2 separate regions of the Mus musculus genome follow, and region 1 is linked to region 2. Evidence: chromatin contacts called from ENCODE Hi-C or POLR2A ChIA-PET data. All regions are on one chromosome and are shown on one strand. Each heading gives the region's core, a stretch centred on a gene start or an enhancer-like site at or near the end of the contact. The rest is flanking DNA. Distances are from core to core; before and after follow the strand shown.

What was found. A loop is a pair of places that touch in the nucleus more often than their neighbours do. ChIA-PET counts read pairs that join two places held with the same protein, here RNA polymerase II (POLR2A).
Region 1: a loop to region 2 is called in a map of v-Abl transformed pro-B cells, with 2.2 times the contacts of the local background. The contact joins the promoter of Aoc3 here to the promoter of Rpl27 in region 2. A Hi-C loop is called at or near these places in 1 of 37 maps with a recorded cell type or tissue (v-Abl transformed pro-B cells). POLR2A ChIA-PET finds 5 or more read pairs at or near these places in 4 of 5 experiments (Patski and embryonic stem cell).

The regions. Positions count from the first base shown.
Region 1 is chr11:101,327,201-101,333,041 of GRCm38, forward strand. Aoc3 (amine oxidase, copper containing 3) reads left to right here and starts at 3,406. Exons shown (of 4, transcript NM_009675.2): 1 at 3,406-5,339. The coding sequence starts at 3,740. It overlaps Aoc2 (amine oxidase, copper containing 2 (retina-specific)), which reads left to right. Exons shown (of 4, transcript NM_178932.1): 2 at 1,144-1,429; 3 at 1,622-1,751; 4 at 1,997-2,499. The coding sequence ends at 2,263.
Region 2 is chr11:101,439,420-101,445,252 of GRCm38, forward strand. Rpl27 (ribosomal protein L27) reads left to right here and starts at 2,826. Exons shown (of 5, transcript NM_011289.3): 1 at 2,826-3,037; 2 at 3,304-3,386; 3 at 4,082-4,251; 4 at 5,801-5,833. The coding sequence starts at 3,306.

The sequences.
Region 1 (5,841 bases), core at 2,156-4,655, 110 kb before region 2:
ATTCTAGTCTGACCTGTGTACTGTGAATCTCCAATTGGAAAATTCTTTTCAACAGCTCTGGTCATTAGAGAGCCAGCTACCAGTTACTAGGTTTATAGTGTGAGCATCATGGTCACATTTAAGGGAACCAAATGTCTGAAGCCTCAAGAATGTGATGAACTGTGTTGGATGATGTAGGGTTTGGATGCAGTGGGATTTAAGAAGCTCCTGGGTGATGGAAAGCTATGAATCATACTTTTGAAAGAGGCTGTCACTAGTGTCCCCTGTGCTGAGGGCTGGAGTCCTAGAACTGGGAGGAGCCTACAGGGACTGTGGGAGGGGCTTGAGTTTTCCAGGTCAGTTCAAGACAAATCTCTCATAGTCGGTAGTGTTTCCGTCAGCATGTGTGCTCTTCCGTGTATTGAGCAGAGCCATAAAACAACATTAGTTATATTTGCTGTAGACATTTAGAGAGTGGGAATCAGAAGCAAACTGTTCTAAGGCCTACTGGGTAGGCTGATGTTAGTAGAACCTTTGGCAAGAGCAGAAACATTTTGTATTTAGCCATATGTGGCTGCCAAGCAGCTAGCTAGCTAGCTTGCTTTATTATTTATTTATTTAAGGCTGTAACATTTCGTATCTAGCCTTATGTGGCTTCCAAGCGGTTTGTTTGTTTGCTTATTTGTTTGTTTATTTATTTGAGGCTGGGTTTCACTCTATATTAAACAGACTTTGGACTCCCTCTTATTTATTTACCTGTCTATTTATTTACTTTAAGACAGAGTCTCCTTGTTTAGCCCTGATCACCTTGGAGCTCTCTATGTAGATCAGTTTGGCCTTGACTTTGCAGTCATCTCCTGCCCCTGCCTCCCAAGGGCTGGATTGCAGGTATGTACAATTATCCCTAGCAATACTGAGCTCTTTAAGGGCAACTACTGTGATTGGAGAACCACATTTTTAATACACATAGCCACACATGCCTGATGGTTATCCTATTGAAATATGGTAGGTTGAAAAAAACCAGGCTAGCACTTGCTCAGGCTCACGTCTCTGAGCACAGGTGTTCCCTGCTGCCTTTGGCCAGACCAGTGCTATAGGCAACCCAGGGATCCTGTCTCAACAACCTCACCTGATGTAGAACTCTCCCTTTCCTTAACCTGACAGGTTTGAAAAACTGGGTGATAGCTGAAGATGCGGTCTTTAAGCCTGTAGCAGCCCCCTGGAACCCAGAGCTTCAGCTACAGCGCCCACAGCTGACCAGGCAGGTCCTGAGCAGAGAGGACCTGGCTGCATTTCCCTGGGGGAGCCCTCTTCCTCGATACCTTTACCTGGCTACCAACCAGACCAATGCCTGGGGTCACCAGCGAGGGTACCGAATCCAGATCCACAGCCCTCCTGGTGTGCATGTGCCTCTGGAGAGCAGCGAGGAGAGGGCTCTCAGCTGGGGGAGGTGAGGAGGGCCCAGAGAACGGGGGTAAGGGAAGACCTGTCCCCTTCAGCACTCACACATCCTGGACCTGCCTTCCAATTCAAAAGGATAACTGGATGGGAAATGGTATCAATCTGATCCAAGGGATTCTAGGCTTGTAAAGCGCTTTGGTTTTTTTTCCCCCAACACTGCCTTTCTACAATTCCTGGCCAGGTACCAGCTTGTGGTGACCCAGAGGAAGGAGGCAGAGCCTCACAGCAGCAGCATCTATTACCAGAACGACATGCGGAGCCCAGCTACGGTTTTTGCTGACTTCATCAACAATGAAACCCTCTTAGGGGAGGTTGGTGGGTTTAGAGATAATGGGGAAAGCCATCTCTTCCTGATGTCTTGGCTGTCCGGCCTCTGTCCAATACAGGTTATCCCTACTAGGCAGAAATTAGTCACAGCAGTGGCACCCTGCCCAGGTTATTAGATATTCGGTGTAGGAATGTGGCTGGCAGATGCAGAAGCCAGGCTGAGGCTGGAGGCTGGGAAATGGCAGCTAAGAGGTGATTCTTAGCCTCCCATTCTTCTCTTCTCCTACAGGATCTGGTGGCTTGGGTGACAGCCAGTTTCCTGCACATCCCCCATGCTGAGGACATCCCCAACACAGTGACTGTGGGAAACAGAGTGGGCTTCTTGCTCCGACCCTACAATTTCTTCAATGAAGATCCCTCTATCTTCTCCCCTGGCAGCGTGTACTTTGAGAGGGACCAGGATGCCGGGCTCTGCAGCATCAACCCTGTGGCCTGCACCCAACAGCTGGCAGACTGTGTCCCCAACTTACCCTCCTTTTCCTATGAAGGCTTATAGGCCTGAGGCTATGGTGAGGCCCCAGGGTAGGAGGGATGGAATGTGGAGTGGAGAAATGGCTCAGCGATTAAGAGCACTTGACTGTTCTTCCAGAGGTCCTGAGTTCAATTCCCTGCAACCACATGGTGGCTCACAACCATCTGTAATGGGATCTGATGCTCTCTTCTGGTGTGTCTGAAGACAGAGACAGTGTACCCATATACATAAAATAAATCTTTTAAAAAATTTTAAAAAAAGAATGGAATGTACACACTCCTCTGTTCTGTTCCTGAATTTTGTTTTTTGTCTTTTTGTTTTTGTTTTTCAAGACAGGGTCTCTCTGTATAGCCCTGGCTGTCCTGGAACTCACTTTGTAGACCAGGCTGGCCTCAAACTCAGAAATCCGCCTGCCTCTGCCTCCCAAGTGCTGAGATTAAAGGTGTGTGCCACCACCATCTGGCTCTGTTCCTGTATTTTTACCCCACCCCCACCCCCCCACCCCCCGCCCCCAGGTTCCCATCCTCTGTTCCTTAGCAGCCTTTCTGCACTAAAGACCTGGGTATCCCTGTGGGCTAATTCTTGCTTCCTGCCTGTCTTTTGTATCTGTTTCTATTTGAGACAGGGTCTTTCTGTGTGGCCCTGGCTGTCCTGGAACTTGCTATGAGTTCAAGGCTGGCTTTAACTCACAGAGATCTGCCTACCTCTGCCTCCAGACTACTGGGATTAAAGATATACACTACTACCCCTGGCTTCTGCCATTGAAATGATAATTTATAAAAAATGTTTTGGAATACTCAAACGCCACAAGTTCTATCACTTCAAAACTCACTGGTGTTCACAACATCAAATCAGGCTTCTTACGTGTGTGTATCTAAAAGGAGTTACGTGGTTATGTACAAGACGGTCTGCCAAATTTTTATTCGAGTTTATTCTGCTTGGCTTTTTAAAGTATGTAGAACTTTATCCCAGGAGAATATCAAGGACTCTGGCCAAGGAAATTAGTAACAGTAAGAGCCACAAGGCGGGGCTGGGAGGGTAGGTAGACCTGGCCAAGGAATCTTTCTTTGAAAAGAGGCTGGAAGTGGGGGTTTCCTTGGCAGGACAATACTTCACACTGAATGTAAAGGAAACACCCGGCCTTCATAAGGTGGGAGTTGGGGGAGAAGTTAGTCTGTGGGGCAGACCCGGCTACTTTTTGGCAGTGGATTTCCATACACAGACGAGATCCCTCCCCCTTCCCCCAACCCCAGCTCTCCCCCAATCCCAACCCTGACCCAGAGAGCACTCTGATTTGGAAACTGGAGGACAAAGCCATGTAAGGTCTGTGGATATCACTGCAGCCAGCTCAGACCCGCCTCCCAACCCTAGCTCCGGCTTCCCTGCTCCTTCCCACCCTGGCAAAAGCAGACTACAAAGAAGCTCTGCTATTGCCTAGCGCCTGGGAGACCCCAGCCAAAAGGAGTCCATTTCTGGTAGAAGCCTGTCCATCAAGAAGCAATGACCCAGAAGACCACCCTAGTGCTCCTGGCTCTGGCTGTCATCACCATCTTTGCTTTGGTTTGTGTCTTGCTAGCTGGCAGGAGCGGAGATGGGGGTGGACTGAGCCAACCTCTTCATTGCCCCTCTGTTCTTCCTAGTGTCCAGCCCCGGACACACCCTAGCCAGAGCCAGCCGTTTGCAGACCTGAGCCCAGAGGAGCTGACAGCTGTGATGAGCTTCCTGACCAAGCACCTGGGGCCAGGGCTGGTGGATGCAGCCCAGGCTCGACCCTCGGACAACTGTGTCTTCTCAGTAGAGTTGCAGCTGCCTGCCAAGGCTGCAGCCCTGGCCCACTTGGACAGAGGGGGGCCCCCACCTGTGAGAGAGGCATTGGCCATCATCTTCTTTGGTGGACAACCCAAGCCCAACGTGAGTGAGCTGGTGGTGGGGCCCCTGCCTCACCCCTCCTACATGCGGGATGTGACTGTGGAGCGCCACGGCGGCCCCCTGCCCTATTACCGGCGTCCTGTGTTGGACAGAGAGTATCAGGATATCGAGGAGATGATCTTCCACAGAGAGCTGCCCCAAGCTTCTGGACTCCTCCATCACTGTTGCTTCTACAAACACCAGGGACAGAACCTGCTAACAATGACTACAGCCCCCCGTGGTTTGCAATCAGGGGACCGGGCCACCTGGTTTGGCTTGTATTACAATCTCTCAGGGGCTGGGTTTTACCCTCACCCCATTGGCTTGGAGCTTCTGATAGATCATAAGGCCCTGGATCCTGCCCTGTGGACCATCCAGAAGGTATTCTATCAAGGCCGTTACTATGAGAGTCTCACTCAGCTGGAGGACCAGTTTGAGGCTGGCCTGGTGAATGTGGTATTGGTCCCAAACAATGGTACAGGTGGGTCCTGGTCTCTAAAGTCCTCAGTGCCACCGGGCCCAGCTCCCCCTCTGCAGTTCCATCCCCAGGGACCCCGGTTCAGTGTCCAGGGGAGCCAAGTGTCTTCTTCCTTGTGGGCTTTTTCTTTTGGCCTTGGAGCTTTCAGTGGCCCAAGGATCTTTGATATCCGCTTTCAAGGGGAGAGGGTGGCCTATGAAATCAGTGTCCAGGAGGCCATAGCCCTCTACGGTGGAAATTCCCCAGCATCAATGTCGACCTGCTACGTGGACGGTAGCTTTGGCATTGGCAAATACTCTACCCCCCTGATCCGAGGGGTAGACTGTCCTTACCTCGCCACCTATGTGGACTGGCACTTCCTTCTGGAATCTCAGGCCCCCAAGACACTACGTGATGCATTTTGTGTGTTTGAACAGAACCAGGGCCTCCCACTCCGGCGGCACCACTCAGATTTCTACTCCCATTATTTTGGGGGTGTTGTGGGGACGGTGCTTGTGGTCAGATCCGTGTCTACCTTGCTCAATTACGACTACATATGGGACATGGTCTTCCACCCCAATGGGGCCATAGAAGTCAAATTCCACGCCACAGGCTATATCAGCTCAGCTTTCTTCTTCGGTGCTGGTGAGAAGTTTGGGAACCGAGTTGGGGCGCACACGCTGGGCACGGTACACACCCACAGCGCTCACTTCAAAGTGGATCTGGATGTGGCAGGTGAGACATCATTGTAGGTTGCTCACCAAACAAAGATTGGGGTAGGGGGCTATGCTTTCCTTCAGTCTGGCTGGGAAAGGAGGGGCTGCTGAGTTTCATTTGGATCTTAGCTTCCTGCAAAGCTGCCAGACTCTATACATGTGACCTCCTTACAACATCTTGGGAAATGGCTAACCCCGGGGAGAAGGCTAGGTCCCTGGGGTTTATGTAGGCCTCCGTTCAAGCAAGCAGTTGCTTGCTTTCCAACTCAGCTCTGTCTGGCCTGTGGTACAGCACTGGAAGACATTTTGGCTCTGCAGAGTCCCTGTGCATGCAAGTCAGTCTTGGAAGAAGTATTGTTCTCCATTTCCTTGGGAGAGAATCTCTCTTCTTCCCTGATCTCTTTCTGGGCACCGTTCACTTCAGGGCAGGGTACCTGGATATGGTGGAGAGCAGAGAGTTACAGATGGCTGCTGGGGTTTGTGATTACAGAGACAGCCAAGGCTCTGAGATTTCCTGAAGA
Region 2 (5,833 bases), core at 1,576-4,075:
TATCACCAAGTGATGGGCTATCATCCTTATAGTCACTCATTCTACATAAGAGAGGTTTTTATGGAGGGTACATACAAATTCCACTGTCAGGTAAACCTAGCCAAACTACAAATATTTGACTTTTGGCAATCCATAAATCTCTATGCTATTTTATTCTCTGTAAAATTGGGAAATTCACTCACATATGTAAAGCAATTAATACACACACACATAGAGAGAAACTACATCATATATAATGTATCTGAAACTTTCATGTATATCAACATATGTGTAAAATGAATGTTGATCTCTATAAAATGTAGGCAGCCTAAACAGTCCAAAGTCCAATAACAGGTGTCCCTTCCTTATATCTAATATTTTACATTTTTCTACATACTTAATTTTTTCTTTAACAATCAACATTTAGCTAATTCATACTGACTTCACAATTAAAAGTAAGTTCCAATAAAATGAAAAAAAAGAGTTTAAAAATGTTTTTAAAAACTGGTAGGTAGGGGGGCTGGTGAGATGGCTCAGTGGGTAAGAGCACCCGACTGCTCTTCCGAAGGTCCAGGGTTCAAATCCCAGCAACCACATGGTGGCTCACAACCATCCGTAACAAGATCTGACTCCCTCTTCTGGTGTGTCTGAAGACAGCTACAGTGTACTTACATATAATAATAAATAAATCTTTAAAAAAAAAATTAAAAAAAAAACTGGTAGGTAGGAGAGAGCAGGTGAAATGTATTCTAGAATTGGTAGGTGAGGGAGCCTGGTCTATTCATCACCTTGGGAAATGCTACCTCCTGCTTCAGAAAATATTTTAATTGGAGCCAGGGATGGTGACCCAAGACTGGAGTCACAGATAGAAGAGGCTGAGTCAAGAGGATTGCTGAGTTCAAGTGCAGCTTGGGGTAGACAGTTTAAAAAAAAATATAAAACCATTTTTAGCCAAGGAGTGGTGGCGCACGCCTTTAATCCCAGCACTTGTGGGGCAGAGGCAGGAGGATTTCTAAATTCAAGGCCAGCCTGGTCTACAGAATGAGTTCAAGGACAGCCAGGGCTAGACAGAGAAACCCTGTTTCAACCCCCCCCCCAAAATATTTATTGGATACAGAAATGCAAGTATAATCCAGATGTGGTTCCAGGACTCACGAGGCTGAGGCAGGAGGATCACTGAAAGCTGGATTCCAGCCTAGGCTATAATGTGACTTCCAAGCCAGCTTTAGCTACAGAGTAAGACTTTGTCTCAGAAATTAGTGCCAGCAAAGTGGCTTAGAAGTGGAGAGCACTACTGCTCTTCCAGAGAAGCCCAGTTCTCTTCCTAGTACCCACATCAAATGGTTCACCACAGCCTGTAACTCCAGCTCCAGGAGATCCAATGTCTGTGGCCTATGTGGGCATCATATTCTCACACATACCCACATATCAACATACACATAACTGAAAATAAGTCCTTTAAAATGAACTGAAAAGGGGGCTGGTGAGATGGCTCAGTGGGTAAGAGCACCCGACTGCTCTTCCGAAGGTCCAGAGTTCAAATCCCAGCAACCACATGGTGGCTCACAACCATCTGTAACAAGATCTGACTCCCTCTTCTGGTGTGTCTGAAGACAGCTACAGTGTACTTACATAAAATAATAAATAAATCTTTAAAAAAAAAAAAAATGAACTGAAAAATATTGAAGTAATAATAAATAGGGGCTGGAGAGATGATGGTACTTAGAGCAGTTTCTGCTCTTGCAGAAGATCTGCAGAGAACCCAGGCTCAATTCCCAGCACCCACACAGTGACTCACAATCATCTGTAAAACCAGTTCCAGGGCATCCAACATTTTCCTCTGACCTCCTTGGAGAATAGACACTCATCTTGGTGCATATACATACATGCAGGCAAAAAAGCAAAATACTCATACAAAAAAATAAAAATAAATCTATCGAGGCCAGCCTGGTCTACAGAGTGAGTTCCAGGACAGCCAGGGCTACACAAAGAAACCCTGTCTCAAAAAAAAAACCAAACCAAACAAAACAAAACAAAATCTAAATCTCAACATATATGTGTGTATATATATATATATATATATATATATATATATATATACAAATATATAATATATATTTTAATTTAAAAATATATTTTAAAAGCTAGGAGTACCACATGCTTATTGTAGTCAATATCTGACATCATCGGGTTGAATGTTGGAGATAAGGATACTGTCTGATCTTTTCCATTTTTCATTTTTCATCTAACTGTGCGCGAGGAGGTCATTTTGTTTCTTTTTTTTTTTTTTTTTTTTTTTTTGGTTTTTCGAGACAGGGTTTCTCTTTATAGCCCTGGCTGTCCTGGAACTCACTTTGTAGACCTGGCTGGCCTCGAACTCAGAAATCCGCCTGCCTCTGCCTCCCAAGTGCTGGGATTAAAGGCGTGCGCCACCACGCCCGGCTGTCATTTTGTTTCTTATGGATAATAATTTTAAATTATTTAAATTAAAATAAATTGTAATTTATTTACCTATGGAAGACAGAGTCTATGTAACCTACGTTGGACTAGAACTGGAACTCTTGTCTCAGCCCCTCAAACGATGGGATTACAGGTTTATGCAGCACACACACACACAAACACACCCCCGCCCACCACTGACACACACACACACACCCACACCCCCCCACACACACACCCCCGCAAAGCCCGGTCTTACAAAGCAAAACTGTGAATTTCAGACTCTGTCCTCCTCCTAGTGGCAGAGTAGGGGACTACAGCAATGAAGGGGACAGAACAGAGCTCACATTCAGGTGTCATCCTCGCTCCTCCCTCCACACGCCGGAACCGGAACGCTCTGTTCCTGTCTGCTGCTCGTGCTGCTAATAAAGCTTGGTTCAAAAACGCAGTGCCCGACCCTCCCTGACGAGCTCCTTCCGCCAACAACTTTGACCACCAACCGTGGGGCATGGCTGGGCCTGGGAGGCGGGACAGGAAGTGAAGCCACCTCTCCGTAAGGTGAAAGGTTAGCGGAAGTGCCCTCCTTTCCTTTCTGCTGGGTGCCGGCTGCCTGCTGTCGGTGAGTAAAGGCCTGGAGAGGGTCTTGCAATCCGCCGCCATCGCGGTCCCGGGGTCGGGTTGCTGGGCTCATTCGGACTCTGAGCCTCTGGCGGCTTCACGGGGAGTCGCATCCCTCGAGCAGGACCTCCGGGCCGCGTGGCGGAGTCGGCAGCGGGTGATCTAAAGTCGCGGGCCTACGACCGGGGCTCGCAGGTAGACGTCGGCTCCGGGGCCTTCCGCTTTACACACTTGTGAGCGGCTCCTTCCTTGTCTTTGTCTCTGCAGAGATGGGCAAGTTCATGAAACCCGGGAAAGTGGTGCTGGTCCTGGCCGGACGCTACTCCGGACGCAAAGCCGTCATCGTGAAGGTACCAGACCCCCGGGGCTCTTGAGACTGCTTGCATGTGCGGATTTCGGCTGCTGGATAAGATGAGCCGGATGGGAATTTAAGATCTGTCCTAACAATAGGCACTGGCGAATGCATAATGGGTAGTAATGGTGGCCACTGTGTATTGTACATATTACAGCTGTGGTGTATAGTTCTTGCAGTAACTTAATTTCCGGCACTAAGGTTTCGAGGTGTTAAGTTACTTAAGGTCAAAGTAATGGGTGCTGCAGGCAGCTGAGAGGATGTAGGATGGGAGACACTACTTACACTTAGAGAGCATCCCCTGGGTGTGTTTGAGCGTTTTGCTACTTGCCTCTTACCAGTTTTATAAACCCTTGTGGTCCTAGCCACAAGACCACTGGCCTCTCCAGCTTCCTGCTCCTGTCATTTAGCTAGAACCGGTTAGTTAGGCTGCCCGCTTTGCAGTCTGGGCTTTAACCTTAACTAGCTTCATGGGGGAAGGTGTTAGGGGTCACTTTGAGTGTTAGCCTTGATGGACTTCTAAATCTCCTTGTGACAGGAGTCAACACTGGCTAACTCAGAGTTACTGTCCTGTTGACTCTTAGCATTAAAGGAGTAATCTAGAGATGTGGAGGGTGTATTCAGTAAACATAGTTTTACTAAGATGGGGCCGAAGCAGTAACGTGACTTTTCTTTTTCCCTTTTCTCGTCTAGAACATTGACGATGGCACCTCGGACCGCCCTTACAGCCATGCCCTGGTGGCTGGAATTGACCGCTATCCCCGGAAAGTGACAGCTGCCATGGGCAAGAAGAAGATCGCCAAGCGATCCAAGATCAAGTCCTTTGTGAAAGTTTATAACTACAACCACCTCATGCCCACAAGGTGAGCCTTCCAGAAATGGAATTGCAAGTTCACATCCTCCTCTGAGGAAGAGGCAGCCTTGTGGTTGCTGTGGAACAAGAAAGGGCCATCATATTCCCTTGCTCTTTCCTCTCCCGCCCCTGGGATCGTCTTCCCTCCATCTTGAGAATGCTAAGCTTGTATAACTGTAACCCAGCAGATACAAGACCCTGGGTTTGACCACAGCGCTGTTAGGGGAGGGGAGTAGACTTGATAGAGTCTGTAGTTCATTAATCTTTCTGCATCCGTTTTTGTTTGTCTTTTAGCACAAGGCTATCCTCACATTCGGAATCCTGTGTTCTGGGTTTCAGGTGTGAGCATCCTGTCTCAGGTCCCTTTCGTTTTCTGTTCTCCAGCTTGCCCTTATTAAGTGCAGGTTGCTGGATTTGTCTTCTAGGGTACGCAGGACAGGGTCTGGTCTGCCTTCCCTCACCTTTGTACGAGATGGTTTTCTTTGGGCTGTGAGACAGCTTAGGGCCTGGTGTTGGTGACCGGAGTTCAATCCCTGGAACCCGAATAAGGGTGGAAGGAGAGGGCTCTGTGCAGTTTTGTTTTGAACCAGGATAGAAAGAAAGCTTAGTCATTAGGATACTTACTTTTGTGGAGCTGCTGAGTTTAATTTCCAGAACCTGATGATGTTAAAAGGTTCCAAGCTGCTATACTCCATCTCCAGATCAGACACCCTTTTCTGGTCTCCAGAGGGAACCTGTACTCGTGTGTACGGAAACACATAGTTAGGATTTGTTTTTTCCCACATAAGTTCAAGGCTAGCTTCCACCTGCCTCTGTTGAGTGCTGGGATTAAAGGGATTTGGCACCACCACCCAGTTAAATTGTTTTTCTTTGGGTGGTTTTGGTGTTTTGATGGTGGTGTTTTATGTATGTAGATGTTTTGCCTGTGTGTATGGAGGCAGCATTAAATGCTAAGAAATCCTAGGTGCTGACAGTTGACTACTGTACACCCACCCCACCCCAATCTCTGTGGTAATGCACAGTTAGGATCCTAGCATTTAACAGGCTGCAGCAGGTGGATCTTCCAGCCAGAGCAGTACGGTGACAGGTCTTTCGAACAGTCTCTTTATTACCCTTGAAGAGACTGTGAGAATTGAGGGGTCCTAAGCTACATTTCTTGGGACCCGACAGCATGTGTCGTCAAGATTTGTTGCTGGGGCTGTCTGACTCTTAGGGTCATGCAAGTTCACTCAGCTCAGGCTAGTCTGAGGTCTCAGCTCAGCCCCTGGGGTGCTACAAGTGTGTGCCATACCTGGCTAAGGAAAACCTAGCTGGAGAGACAGCCAGATATTGCATTGAAGGGAAGGTCTGGTGTGGTGAATCTTACCTCTTAAAAGGAGTTTCAGAAATTTGAGGACAAAATGAGAATTTCCAGGGAATTGCATGAAGGTGTAGCATGGCTTCCATAGACATTCCTGGCTATGCTGCTGAGGGTTGTAACCTGACCACACCAGATGGTCAAGGAATTAATTGCCTTCCTGGTATCCCTAGCTGATCTTGCCTCTGCACTGTTAACCCAGGTACTCTGTGGATATCCCCTTGGACAAGACTGT